Regions from separate parts of the Homo sapiens genome. Here region 2 is linked to region 1. A link is a contact called in ENCODE Hi-C or POLR2A ChIA-PET data. All regions are on one chromosome and are shown on one strand. Each heading gives the region's core, a stretch centred on a gene start or an enhancer-like site at or near the end of the contact. The rest is flanking DNA. Distances are from core to core; before and after follow the strand shown. Region 1 overlaps ELMO1 (engulfment and cell motility 1). Region 2 overlaps ELMO1 (engulfment and cell motility 1).

Region 1 (7,139 bases), core at 2,338-4,837:
CGTCTGTAATCCCAGCACTGTGGGAGGCCGAGGCGGGCAGATTACCTGAGGTCAGGAATTAAAAGACCAGCCTGGCCAACATGGTGAAACCCCATCTCTACTAAAAATACAAAAATTAGCCGCGCATGGTGGCACATGCCTGTAATCCCAGCTACTTGGCAGGATGAGGCAGGAGAATTGCTTGAGCCTGGGAGATGGAGGTTGCAGTGAGCCAAGATTGCGCCACTGCACTCCAGCCTGCCCGACAGAGCAAGACTCTGTCTCAAATAAATAAATAATTAATTAATTAAAAAATAAAACACCCATGCATTCTTTTCCTCTCCATTCAACAGTTTTCTCACTGTTTCTGCCATAGGCTGACAATTCTTCCAACAGAGTGTATTCAGAGTAATCACAAGGAAGTCTGCAATCCAATCGTTTGTCATCAAGTCCAGCTTAAAACCATCTCAAGGCTTCCCTATGATCTTAGGATGAAGTTCAAGATCTTTAAGATGACCTTAAAAAGCCTTGACAATCAGGGCATATGCAAAACTTTCCAGCCACATCTGGATGGTCCTACGCTGGCTTTATCACTATTTCTCTGCACACCATCAATCTAGCCCACTTTAAGAGGTTCCCATCTATCCTCCCTCCTTTCTTTCTAGATCTCTGCCTAAATGTCACTTCCTCAAGGCTTAATTAGGCCCAGACACTCACATTTCTCCTTTGTGGCACTCATTGTCACTGTAACTGGTTAATTTCAGGTAAAGATTTATTTTGTCTGTGATTATCAGGAAGGTTAGAGATATCCCCAGGGTTTAGCACAGTACCTGGCACACACTGGGGAGTCACTTCTAGTCTCCTCTATTGGATGTGTTCACATGTGGCTTTTTTCCTCCCAGCATGTCCATTTCTCTCTGGCTGCCCAGATGATGAGTGGCAGAGCCCAGATAAGCAGCCTGTCTAGGAGAGTCCAGTGCTTGCCAAAGGCTGGGGACAGGAATACAAGCAGCCTTTGGGCATCCACGCAACATCCATAGCAGAAATCAGGTTTGGTCATCAGGCAAAAAGGAAATAATTGGGTAGCAAGACATGGGTTTAACAGAGGAGACCCATGTTAGGCATGTTAGGCATGTTAGGCAGCAGGGTCTCAGAACAGGAAGAAGAGGCAGCACAGGAGAAATGCTTGGAGTCAGGAAACCCTGAAGAGATAAAGGGACAGGCCAAAGGGAAAAGCAGTGTATTAGTCCGTTCTCATGCTGCTAATAAAGACATACCTGAGACTGGGTAATTTATAAAGAAAAAGAGGTTTAATGGACTCACAGTTCCATGTGGCTGGGGAGGCCTCACAATCATGGTGGAAGGCGAAAGGCACATCTTACATGGCAGCAGACAAGAGAGGGAATGAAAATCAAGAGAAAGGGGTTTCCCCTTATAGAACCATCAGCTCTCAAGAGACTTATTCACTACCACGAGAACAGTACGGAGGAAACCTCCCCCTTGATTCAATTATCTCCCACCAGGTCCCAACCACAACACGTGGGAATTATGAGAGCTACAATTCAAGATGAGATTTGGGTGGGGACACAGCCAAACCATATCAGGCAGGAACATTTTTCTCCACCCATTATTGCCTGTGGACTGGCCCAACAGGAGCTAGCCCAGGGCTGCTGGTGTGTCTTGCTGAGGCAGCCACAGTGACTTCAGTTGATCAAATCCAGAGTCCTTCACCAAAGGCAGCACGAAAGGGAATGTTGTATAGGGTATTTGGCTGGTTTAGGAAATTTACAGCTTTCCTGGGCGTGAGTTTGCTCACATTAAAATGCCTGCCCTAGAGAAAGCTCTTTGATTGAGGGTAACAAAGACAAGCATAAAGTGATTTAAGCAAAGGGGCGGGGACTGAAAAGTCACAGCAGGTCTCTCACAAGGATGCAAAGACAGGAAGCACAGAAACCAGAGCTGGAAAATAGGACTGCAGGCTTCTCTCTGTCCATCTCCTTTGATTCCCTCCCAGGCCTTCATCCTTGCTTACCTCTAAGCTTCAATCCTTTCTGGAGACTGGGATTACCCTGCTTACTTACAGCTGGATCTACCAAAGCATGATAGTTGAACTGAATTCTGCAAAATAGTGGAATCATCTCCTGACCAGAATGAAATGTACAAATCCAAGGGAGTGCACAATTCTGGCTGCCAGGGATTCTGGGAGGTTCAGGGGCTGTCTGAGAACCCAGGGCACTTAGGAAGTGGGAAAGACAAAAAAGGGGGTGCCCCCCAAACAACCCTACTTCCTTACCAAAGGTGCCTGGGGCCAGCTTTGCAGAGAGGGCCTGAATGAGGCTTAGCGTATTTCTGTGATTACAAGATATGGAATTTATCTAAATAAGACATTAGCGATACATCACTATACTTCATACATGCTAGAGTAGGTCTCAGTATGGAGGAAGTGAGTATCATCCTGCAATCATAATAAAATCTCAATTATCCACAAGCACACAACCTAACCTCCTCATGGCTTTCCTCTACTGTGCCCTGTGTTTTCTGGGGACTCATCTCCATACATGCTTAGGATTAGGGATGACAAGGCAATTTTCCTGTTTGTCTAAAAAGAATGGTATTCGTGCAATCATACTGCCTTAGGCAGTTATACGATCCATACCAAAGGCAAATATAAATGCACTTTGTGAAGCTCTAGTAAGTGGAAGGTTACCTGTTACAACTTCCTCCAAGTTACCCTCAGAAGGAATAAGGAAGCCACAGACTGAAGCTGGTAACCAGTGTTCATAGTCTGTAACTTCCTGTATTTATTGTTTTTGAGGCAGTTACCATTAGGATCACTGGCTTGATGACAGTGATGCCCAAAGAAAGGGCATCATAAACAAATTGGGGCTGAGGCAATGGTACAGAGGGTTTCTCAGAGATGGCATAGAGAGCTCTGGGTTCAGACCCACCTGGGTCCAAGTCTCAGCTTGTCCACTTCTGACCTGTACAACCCCCACAAGTTGTTGAGTAACCTCTCTCAGTCTCACTTTTCTCGTAAAATGAAGACACCAATACCTGCATCATTGGACTGTGATGAGGGTCATAAACTAACAATGCTTAGTGCTGTCTCAGTAGAATTCTTATTCAAAAGACAAATTCCACCTAAACATACCCTTCACTTATCATTTTTTATTCTCTCCCTCTCTCTCTCTCCTGGACATCACCCTGAAATAGTTAAGTTTCTAGAGCAGAATTTGAACTTGTGAATCATTGAATCTTAACTTTCTCTGAGGCATTTCCAAGCAATGCTTCTGCTGAATGCTACTTAACATGACATTTTCCCCCACTGCACCAAAAAAAAACCTCAGTTAATGGCCTAATAAGCAAAGGAAGACTATTTCAAAAAATGGGCTTGGAGAACATTAGAAAAGCAGGGAAAGTGCCTTCCGGAGGATCTTAGAAGAGAATCACAAGCATCCATCAACCACTATTTCTATTGGATTGTTTGGCCAGCTAGAGAATTTTTTTTTTTTCTGAAAAAAATTTTCTGAAGGTGATATTCATCTTCAGCGAAAAGACAGAGACAGTCTCATATATAAGGGAAAATCAGTAACTAACAGCATGCACAAGTTTCAAAAATGAGTCACTGGTTACCATGGTGATGAAAATATAACCTAACAAATCACTGGGCTGTAAGTAACCAAGATGATGCTAAGTACATTATTTTTAAAATGGGAAAAAATGTCTGTATTTTTAGGAATACTTGCAAGGAACTAGATGGACAAAGCAGCAAACTGAAGGCAGCCCAGGATCGACCCTGTGGAGCCAGGAGTCACCGTCATCTCCTGCTCTGTGCGTGCTGAGCTCCGTGACACATGCACACCCACAGCTGTGCCCAGTGACAGCTGCATGAGGAAGAGCAATGACACCGTATTTACAAACAAAGAACTACGATAGGGAAGATGAGTCTTCTCACTCCTTAAACTCTTCATAAAAGAATAATCTCTGCTACAGCCCACTGAAGATGAAAAACTCCATGACAGACTTTGTGGCCAGTCCTTTATAAACTCAACTTCAAGAATGTCCTCAGGCAAAACAAGATTCCCAGAAAATAACTAAGATACACCATAAAATAATAATTTCCTCCATTCTCAATAGTTTGAATGTTCTGAGTATATATGAATTTTAATCAGGAAAAAAGCATAACCATTATATGATGTTAATAATTTTCAAATTATGCCAAGAAATGGCAGCACACAAACACATTCCTACATACTTTGTTTTTTGTTGTTGTTTTTGTTTTTGAGATGGAGGCTTGCTCTGTCACTTAGGCTGGAGTGCAGTGGTACAGTCTTGGCTCACTGCAACCTCCACATCCCAGGTTCAAGTGATACTCCTGCCTCAGCCTCCTGAGTGGGACTACAGGCATGTGCCACCACACCCAACTAATTTTTGTATTTTTAGTAGAGACGTGGTTTTGCCATGTTGGCCAGGCTGGTCTCGAACTCCTGACCTCAGGTGACCCACCCGCCTTGGCCTCCCAAAGTGCTGGGATTACAGATGTGAACCACGTGCCCAGCCCACATTCCTAAATTGAACTTTGTGCACAACTTCTGGACAGAAGGCATAATGTCCTGTACACATGGGTTCCAACTCTTTAGAAAATAGGCCCCAGGGCTGTTTCTCCCAGTGGTTCCAGGTATCCAGCATGAGACTGCCCAGAGGGTGCCTTAAAAATGAAAACTCCTAGGCTATATCCAAGTCCCACTCACTCTGAGTCTCTGGGGTTGGGATCTAAAGCCCTACATATTTTTTTAAGGGTTCACTGTACCATGCTTATGTTCTCTATGAAGTCTGAGAACCCCATCTTTAGTAATCTTCACTACACTGAGGTCTCCAGACAATGGTGACAGAAGACAGGACACCACCAGGGGCCATCTACTAGCACAGATTATTCACAGCCAGAACTATTCACGACTCAACAGCTTTTTTACCACAACCCAGGGTAAATCACCAGTGTAATCTACATGTATTATACATGTGGGTAGGTGGAACAAATATTTCACAAGCAACACAGGAGATATACTCTGACCTAATCTACTCTACTATGTTCCAGTGTTTAATGCTCTGACAACTAACTGAATTGATTTCACTACTCACTAACTGGTATGAATGAAATGATGGCAATACCTTTAACTGCTATCATTTAACTTGGATTTCTATATAACCTCTTTAATCTCACAAAGAATAGCATGCAAATTATATAGATGCAGTATAAAATAAATGAAAAACATTAAGAAACTGAAGCAAAGGGAAAATAGAGACAGGAAACTAAACGTTTAAGTCAAAGGAATCAAAGGTAAACTTAATATACAAGGCATGCCAGGAAATCAAGTTCACTTGTTAACTCCCAGCTTTGTTTTTTCTTTTTCTCTCGAGATGGAGTCTCGCTCTGTCGCTCAGGCTGGAGTGCAGTGGCACGATCTCTGCTCACTGCAACCTCCGCCTCCCAGGTCCAAGTGATCCTCCCACCTCAGCTTCCCGAACAGCTTGGATTACAGGCGCCCATCACCATACCCAGCTAATTTATGTATTTTTAGTAGAGACGGGGTTTCACCATGTTGGCCAGGCTGATCTCGAACTCCTGACCTCAAGTGATCTGCCGCCCTTGGCCTCCCAAAGTGCTGGAATTACAGACGTGAGCCACCGCACCTGGCCCAGTTCCCAGCTTTGTAACAATCAATGTTACAAAGAAACATTTGACGTGAAGAAGAAAACAGCATCAGTTACAAAATTCCCAGTGTTCATCTGGGAAGAACGAAGCAATTTCTGAGAAGCATTCAGGCCTTTGAGGCCTCTCTCCTGCTGAACTGAATGCCCTCCCTCCTTCTTTGGGGTAGAGCAAGGGAGTCCTAAGGGGAAGTAGAACCCTTGTTACTGCCTCCACCTTCTACCACCACCTGATTCATGGATAAAATTACAGTCACTCTAGGGACTACTGACTGGGACAAAGCCTGCAAGACACTGAAGCCTGAGGCCACCCGATTCTCCCTCCTTCAAGAGTACTTTGTACTCACTTCTGTTTCAGCACTGGCCACCTTGTTATAATGACAGCTGTTACCAGGGCTGTTCCTTCCCTCCCTGCTGGCCCCCAAGATTATCAGTTTAGAAGACAAAACTGGCTCATATGCATTTCAGTGAGCTCAACCTAAAGTTGTGTCGGATGCGAAACTATTGTGGAAATTCCAAAAGACAAAAATCAAAGAAGCACAAAAGTCTAAACTTGCTTCTTGTAGAATCAAGTATGAAGCATTAGTCTAACCATTTGTCCTCAATGACTCAGTGTCGTACCTGTTAACCAAAGCCAGTATTTTTATAGCCCAGGTTAGTCTTAAGGAAGAAATCCTAAACAGATGTAATGTGCATGGCTCAGTTCCTGGCATGCAGTATGCACTCAATAAATTCCAGTGTGCCCTTCCTCTATCAGGGATCTTGTACATATTAATTTTACTTGCTCCCAGGGCCATTGCTGTCTTCACAAATCCCTCCTTCTCCTTTAATCTTGCTAAAAAAGATTTAAAATCACCCAAGGAGAGAGCTGGGTTCCCAAGATTCATAGAACACTCTTAGTGCCTACATACATAATTCCACATTTGAAAAGGTTTCTTGTCATTATTTCACGTACTTTAAGCAAGGGTTAGAGGCTACTTTGAAAAAAACAAAATCTGAGAAAGGAAAACCCAACTAAGTCATTAAGTATCAAATAAATTCTTTAACCAAGCAGTAAGAGAGACATATTCACTGTTAGAAGGCAACTGCAGTTGCTAAACAAGACACGAAACATATTTGGTCTTTACTCTTGAGCTGGCAAATATCATCTTGTGGATTCTAAAGTAGCAGTTGTTTGCTTTACAGACTCTATTTTCGTGGATAGTAGAGACCTAAAATTTAGACCTGCATGTCTAGGCCCGAACAAAGAAAACATCATCATGATTTACTTTCCTTCAATATGTATCCCATATTAAATAATGTAGTTGACCTACCTTTTCTGTGATATAGAAGTTTGAACTATCGGCATGCTGGAGTGCAAAATATTCATGGTTGGCAAGAGACCACCTTAAAAATACAAGCGTATACTGATTAGAAAAATGAAAGTGGCCATTTTCATTTTTACAATTTTT
Region 2 (6,610 bases), core at 1,382-3,881, 39 kb after region 1:
TATTCTTATGGTATTCTTATTCTTATTCTTATTCTTATAATGAATAAGCCTCAAGAGATCTGATGGCTTTATAAGGGGAACACCCTCTCACTTGGTTCTCATTCTCTCCTGTCTGCCGCCATGTAAGAGCCTTCTGCCATGATGGTGAGGCCTCCCATCCACATGAAACTGAGTCCATGTAAACCCTTTTTTTCCTTTATAAATTACCCAATCTCCCGTATGTCTTTATTAGCAGCATGCAAACGGACTAATACAGGCGGTAAGCTAGCAAATCCTCTAGGCAGATTACCGATGATCAGGGCAACCTATCCCATCCTTGAACTGGACACAAGGCACATGGTCTCATCAGGCTCTCCAGGAAAGATCAGCACACAAGCCCAACTCCTCTTGGTGAGGCATAACTGAGAAGGAAATACATTCTAAAATCTTCAGCCAACAAAGTCAGCATCCTGGTGTCCTATGCTTCCCCCAGCATAACTCTGGGGTTACTAGACTCCCTTTGTCAACTTCTCCCCACTACATCTGGAGTACTCTAAGGGCAAGGTCCACATCGCATTCACAGTTACAGACTCAGGGCCGCGGCAGGCAGGCATTTTAATACATAGCTGTTGTATGAATGCATCCCCTCCTCAATGAACATCTCATTAGAGCTACCAGCAGTACTGAGCCTAGTGTTATCAAAATTACCAAAGTAGATAACCTAGTATTACTTAAATTGCCCAGTAAAATACCAGCTACAAGAAGTTGTGTAGACAGCCGGGTACAATAATTCTTATACAAACTAAAATTTAAGAACCATTAAAGGGAGAAACAAAAGGGAAGTCTAGGCAGGTGGCTAGACATTCTAATCATCATGCCTTCCAAAGTCACTATCAAATCCCAGGTGGTGGGTAAAGAATGGGCAGAGAATGCTATACCGTTCCTGCTTGCCTGCTGGCTTGACTTTATTCCATTCCAAAAATATGGGAATTGTTCCATGTTTAATATTAAGATTCTATCACCTCGATATGCATGTTAAGTGGTGTGTTTATAGTTGAGTGGATTAAATAAAGAGGAATCACTTCTTCTAGAGTTAGGTACTGAAGTCTGTATAGCAGTAACATCTGACTCTATAACCCGTGAACAAGCCCACTCTTCCACTAAATGTCTCCGTAGGTTGGGTGGCATTTTGAAGACGACAGACAGAAATCGCTTTGACTCCCACCTAGAAACTCATCTCTCTACACATTGTTCTATGCCCCAAGTTCAACATGCCTCTTGCTGTAGTCTCTTAAAGATCTGTTACATCTCTACAGGTTTTTCCATACAGCTTAATTAATTCTTTCGGTTCCACAAAGGTCCCAAATACCTGATCACTTTTTGTTGTTTTTTCTGAATTTCCCATATAGTTTTTTAGTTTTGGGTGACTGCAATGGCTTTGAACCTTTTAATGCTCTTTGTAGTCTTTCTGTTGCACAGTAAACCCTACTGAGAAAAAAATTAAGCCTGTATGGCCATTCCTGTAGAAGCTGTGTGTTGGGGAAACGAACACACTTGCCCTGGTGAACCGTGTGTCCCCTCCCCTACTGCACTCACAAGCCCAACAGATGGGCCAGTGGAGGCCAGGGCAGATCAATGGGAGAGAAACACCAAACAGCTGGAGAAACGATCTGCTTCCACTCCTCAGCCCCTTCCTTCCTCACCAGAAAAGCTGTCCTCTGTCCCGCTAAGTCATTATCTACTGATGATGGATAATGGGTTTATAATGATGATGGGGATAGTGGAAAGGGAGCTGTTCATCTCATATTTTTAATGTTGAGTTGTCTCTGATAGAAAAAGACATAGACCACATTTTCCCCTTGCATTAGGTTAGGCAGAAAGGGAAAGGGCTTCAGGAGGATCACCCACTGAAAGCAGCCCTTCCCTCTTGGCACTGCTGTCTTCCTGGAGCCCTCTAGTCTTCACTTTTTTTTTCTTTTTCTTTTTTTGAGATGAAGTCTCACTCTGTCACCCAGGCTGGAGTGCAGTGGCACAATCTCAGCTCACTGTAACCTCCGCCCCCCGGGTTCAAGTGATTCTCCTGCCTCAGCCTCCCGAGTAGTTGGGATTACAAGCAGGCACCACCTTGCGTGGCTAATTTTTGTATTTTTAGTAGAGATGGGGTTTCACCATGTTGGCCAGGCTGGTCTCGAACTCCTGACCTCAGGTGATCTGCCCACCTCGGCCTCCCCAAGTGCTGGGATTATAGGCGTGAGCCACCACACCTGGCCTAGTCTTCACTTTTGAGAACACCGCCCTGCATGGTACACTGAACCTCAGAAGGGGCCACCGAAATAGGCTTTGGGTAAAAGTTTTGCTCTTCTCTTCTTTGTGCTACCATCCTTCTTATGCCAAACAGACTGAAATTGTCTCAATACCTTTAGTGTCTAGGTCAAGGAATACATGAAGTCGGTGGTGTGGTCAGCTGACATTATTCAGGATGTATGAGTGTCCAGGTTTGCTGAAGCCAGTCTTTGTTTCCCATGGGAGCAGCAGTGGTGGGCACATGTCCCCCCACCTGCCCTACACTGGAGGGTCTGGATGGATGGGTATATGGTGGGGGTGTCATTTCAGGTTCCCGTATCAGGGACCTGATGGCCATTCTGAAGACAGCCCGGGGCCTAAGAGGAAGTTTGTGGCTTCAGAAATGAGGGAACACGGTGTGTTCAGAACAGAACATGCAAGCACTCAGCAGAAAGAGAATAAACAGAGAATGGAATCCAGTGTGGAGGCTCAGTATTTCATTTTCTGTACACGCTAGCCATGTATGCTAATCTCAGCAACAATTCAGCCCATTTACTTGACAGGTGGGGAAATGTGCTATTAGCTACGGTTGGCTTGCAATATAATGGAAACTTGCAGAGAAAAGTCTTTGCTTTCCCAGTGTCTGGCATTGACATCATGAAGGCTAGGGGACAGCTGCCAGAAGGAGTGGCAGACAGGCGCCTAGAGCAGGCATGGGGCTGGGCACCGTGGACACGCACTTTACTCACTCTTCTTCACAGCCCTGAGTGACAGGTGTTATTATTTGCAGTAAATTAATGAAGATACTAAATCTTAACTAGTTTAAATGACTTCCTTCAAATCCTTAAATCCTCTCAGGTTGATAGAGGCCTCTTTAGTATGAGAACTGTTACAGGTGAATTGTGTCCCCCTCAAAATTTGTATGTTCAAATCCTAACCCCCAGTAGCTCAGAATGTAGCTGTATTTGGAGACAGGACCTCGAAAGAAGTAAGTTAAAATTAGGTCTTCAGGCCGGGCCCTAATACAGCATGTTTGTCTATTATCCTTTTAAGAGGAGGAAATCTGAACACAGAAGGTACAGAGGGGAGACCACCTAAGAACACAGGGAGAAGACAGCCATCTGTAAGCCAAGGAGAAAGCCCTCAGAAGGAACCAACACTGATAACACCTTGATCTCTGACTTCTAGCCTCCGTAACAGTGAGAAAACCCATTTCTGTTAGTTAAGCACCCCAGTCTGTGGTACTTTTTTATGGCAGCCCTAGCAAACTAATAAAACACAAAAGGCAGAAAGCGTCAAAGAAGAGCCTGATGATTTGATACAAGCAAGCTTAAAAACTTCTGAATTCCAAAAACCTTTATAAAAATTTAGAGACAGTGCTCGCTTCAGCAGCATATATACTAAAACTGGAACAATACAGAGAAGATTAGCATGACCCATGTGTAATTTTTATATATTAAAGTATTTAAAAAATTTAAACACGAATAACAATCTGAAAAAAAATTTGCAATAAATGTGATCCAACCTAGTATAAATATCCTTAATAAGGATCTCATAAATTTGTCAGCTGGGCGCAGTGGCTTGCGCCTGTAATCCTAGCACTTTGCAGGGACCAGGCAGGTAGATCACCAGGAGTTCTTGCCTTCTGCTGGGGATGAAGCTGAAGCTGAAGCTGTCTGCAGCCATGCTCCCTCCATGGGGAAAGGTCATCCACAATAGGAAAGAATGAGGCAAGGAGAAGCAAAGACAAGTCAAGAGGAAAACATTCAAAAGGGAACAAGGACAGAAGGCCTAGCTATGTTCAGTTTCTGTTGAGTTTCCTAACACTTTTCCTTCAGTTCTCTGTACTACCCTAACATCCTTCCTAGATAGACAAACTAATAAATTCCTCATTACGCTAAATCAGCTTGAGTTGTTTCTGTCCCTTACAATTGAAAAACTCCTAATATATCAACCTAACCATATCTGTTTACTGCCCTGAGTTCCAAACTTGTCATTAAATGACTGGAAGGCAAAACAGACTGAAGTTACACACTCTAACCTTGCAGTCAAGAGGAAATGGTCTTTTGCTCCCCAATTCTAGAGCTTCATATAGCTGCAAGTCCACATCTGTGACGTAGCGCTCAGCACCTAGGGCCTGCCTTTCCTCTGTGGGACTGCTATCAGAAGTCACGCATGGATTGCAAGAGTTAGTCTCACTCCAGCATTTCCCACACAGCACCGCTTCTCTGAGTTATTTATAAATGCAATGCAAAAATAAAGAGTCAGGATTCTTGGAAAAAACTGAATAGAATAATATCCACTAATAACTTACTAGTTCACTTACTATATACTTTTAGAGACAATTTTATGAATAAGGTACCATTACTAGCCTATTTTATAAACAAGGAAACCAAGATGTAAAGACATTAAATATCTTGCCCAAAGTCTCACATCCACATACGGAACCCAGCCAGAATGAAATCTACATGTCTGATTTGATAGCTCATGTTCGTAACCACTATGCCATTTTTTTGTTTAATAGAGATGAGGTCTCATTATGTTACCTGGTCTCGAACTCCTGAGCTCAAAGGATACTTCTTGCTGCAGCCTCCCAAAGTACTGGGATTGCAGGCATGAGCCACTGTGCTGGGCTCTACGCCGTTCTTTTCAAAGTTTCCTTTACTGCAGGACTTCTCAGGGACTTTAACGTAACACGTGTTCTGTGAAATGTCCATATGCAATCTATAATATTTCCCAAATGTATCTGTCCAGAAAACTTTTTTTTTAACGAAACATCTTGCGGCACACGTTTCTCATAGGACATACTTTGAGACTATTTGCCTCCTCGGTTTCTCAGAAAGAATCGCTAAATAGTCTTGGCCAGAAATGCAATGGAAAGTGGCAGAGAAAACTTTCCGTTAGTCCCATATTGAATTATCACCACCTGCATCTATGGGCTTGTCTCCAGGAAAGTAGCCCAATTCTTTTGAGTAACTCTTTCCAATTCAGAGAACAGTAAAACTTCTATTAACTGCAACTTCTACTGTGCAAAGCAACGGAAGATAAAACAGTAAAAGAAACAGAATACTTGTATTTGTGATCATTTGAACATCTCACTTCCTGCTTTAAATCTGTGGTGACTTGGGACCTCTAGGATATAAACTTTTCACAGCCTGCATCCAGGTACCACCGGTGCATCCTCCCCCACCCAACGAGTCCCTGCTCCCCAAACCCCAGGCACATCCAATGGCTCTGTAAGTCTGACATGGAAAACTGGTTCTACCTTAAGACTGCCAATGGTCCATTTGCGGCACCTGCTGGTGGCAATGCGTAAAGGAACCCCCCAGACTAAATCAGGATCATCCCCCAGCCAGCTATGGTCTGGGTAAAGAACTAGAGAACTTGAGACCAACGTTTGCTATCTCTTCCCTCTTCATAAATGGCTTGCCATTTCCTGAGCCTGCTAAGGTCCTTTTGTGTCCAGAATTGGTGCGTTCTCGGTCTCACTGCCTTTAAGAATGAAGCAGCGAACTGTCGCGGTGTTTCAGTTCTTAAAGATGGTGTGTCCAGAGTTTGTTCCTTCAGATGTTCAGATGCGTCCGGAGTTTCTTCTGGGGGGTTCGTGGTCTCCCTGACTTCAGGAGTGATACCGCAGACTTTCACCGTTAGTGTTACAGCTCTTAAAGGTGGCGCGTCCGGAGTTGTTTCTTCCTCCCGGTGGGTTCGTGGTCTCGCTGGCTTCAAGAGTGAATAGCGAAGCTGCAAACCTTCGCGGTGAGTGCTACAGCTCATAAAGGTAACACGGACCCAAATAATAAGCAGCAGCAAGATTTATTGCGAGCAGTGAAAAAAAAACAAAGATTCCACAGCGTGGAAGGGGACCCAGGTTGCTGCTACTGGCTCAGGTGACCTGCGTTTATTCCCTTATCTGGCCCCACCCACACATCCTGCTGATTGGTTCATTTTACAGAGAGCTGATTGGGCCGTTTTACAGAGCGTTCATTTGTCTGTTTTGACATTGTGCTGACTGGCGTGTTTACAAACCTTTAGCTAGACACAGAGTGCTGATTGGTGTATTTACAATCCTTTAGCGAGACACAAAAGTTCTCCAAGTCCCCACCCAACCCAGAAGCCCAGTCGGCTCCACCTCTCGCTTTCACCCTGTCTTTGTTCAGAATGTTCTCTCTACCTCCAATGTCCTTTCCTTCCCTTGGGTCTGCTTCAAAAATTCCCATCTAGATTTCAGTGCCAATCTCATGCACCAGTTTCTCTTAAAGATCTCCCTGACCTCACGGCCTCCCGTGCTAGAAGTAACTGCCCTGAATCTGTCTTCTTAGGCGCTTACAGTGACCTACCAGAGCACTTT

The links. Hi-C counts contacts between places; a loop is a spot of excess contacts on that map. ChIA-PET counts read pairs that join two places held with the same protein, here RNA polymerase II (POLR2A). Pooled maps may share reads with other maps.
Region 2: a map of CD14-positive monocyte shows a loop between it and region 1 (2.0-fold over the local background). The contact joins two enhancer-like sites. A Hi-C loop is called at or near these places in 10 of 168 maps with a recorded cell type or tissue (B cell, CD14-positive monocyte, CD4-positive, alpha-beta T cell and 5 more), 15 of 37 single-sample maps with no recorded cell type and 16 of 50 pooled maps. POLR2A ChIA-PET finds 5 or more read pairs at or near these places in 15 of 52 experiments (CD4-positive, alpha-beta T cell, CD4-positive, alpha-beta memory T cell, OCI-LY7 and 10 more).

What each region holds. Positions count from the first base shown.
Region 1 is chr7:37,307,849-37,314,987 of GRCh38, forward strand. ELMO1 (engulfment and cell motility 1) reads right to left here. Exons shown (of 22, transcript NM_014800.11): 4 at 7,002-7,074. Among named protein-coding and RNA genes, the nearest start is that of ELMO1, 140 kb to the right of the region's middle. Within about 2 kb of position 3,588, at least 7 of the 41 ENCODE cell types and tissues checked have a DNase peak (open chromatin) inside an H3K27ac peak, as active enhancers do; they include CD14-positive monocyte, where a contact is called at or near this core.
Region 2 is chr7:37,347,505-37,354,114 of GRCh38, forward strand. All of the region lies in intron 1 of ELMO1 (engulfment and cell motility 1), which reads right to left. It also overlaps the pseudogene RNU6-565P. Among named protein-coding and RNA genes, the nearest start is that of ELMO1, 98 kb to the right of the region's middle. RefSeq lists enhancers at 5,643-6,144, 5,675-5,734, 5,785-5,834. Within about 2 kb of position 2,632, at least 4 of the 41 ENCODE cell types and tissues checked have a DNase peak (open chromatin) inside an H3K27ac peak, as active enhancers do; they include CD14-positive monocyte, where a contact is called at or near this core.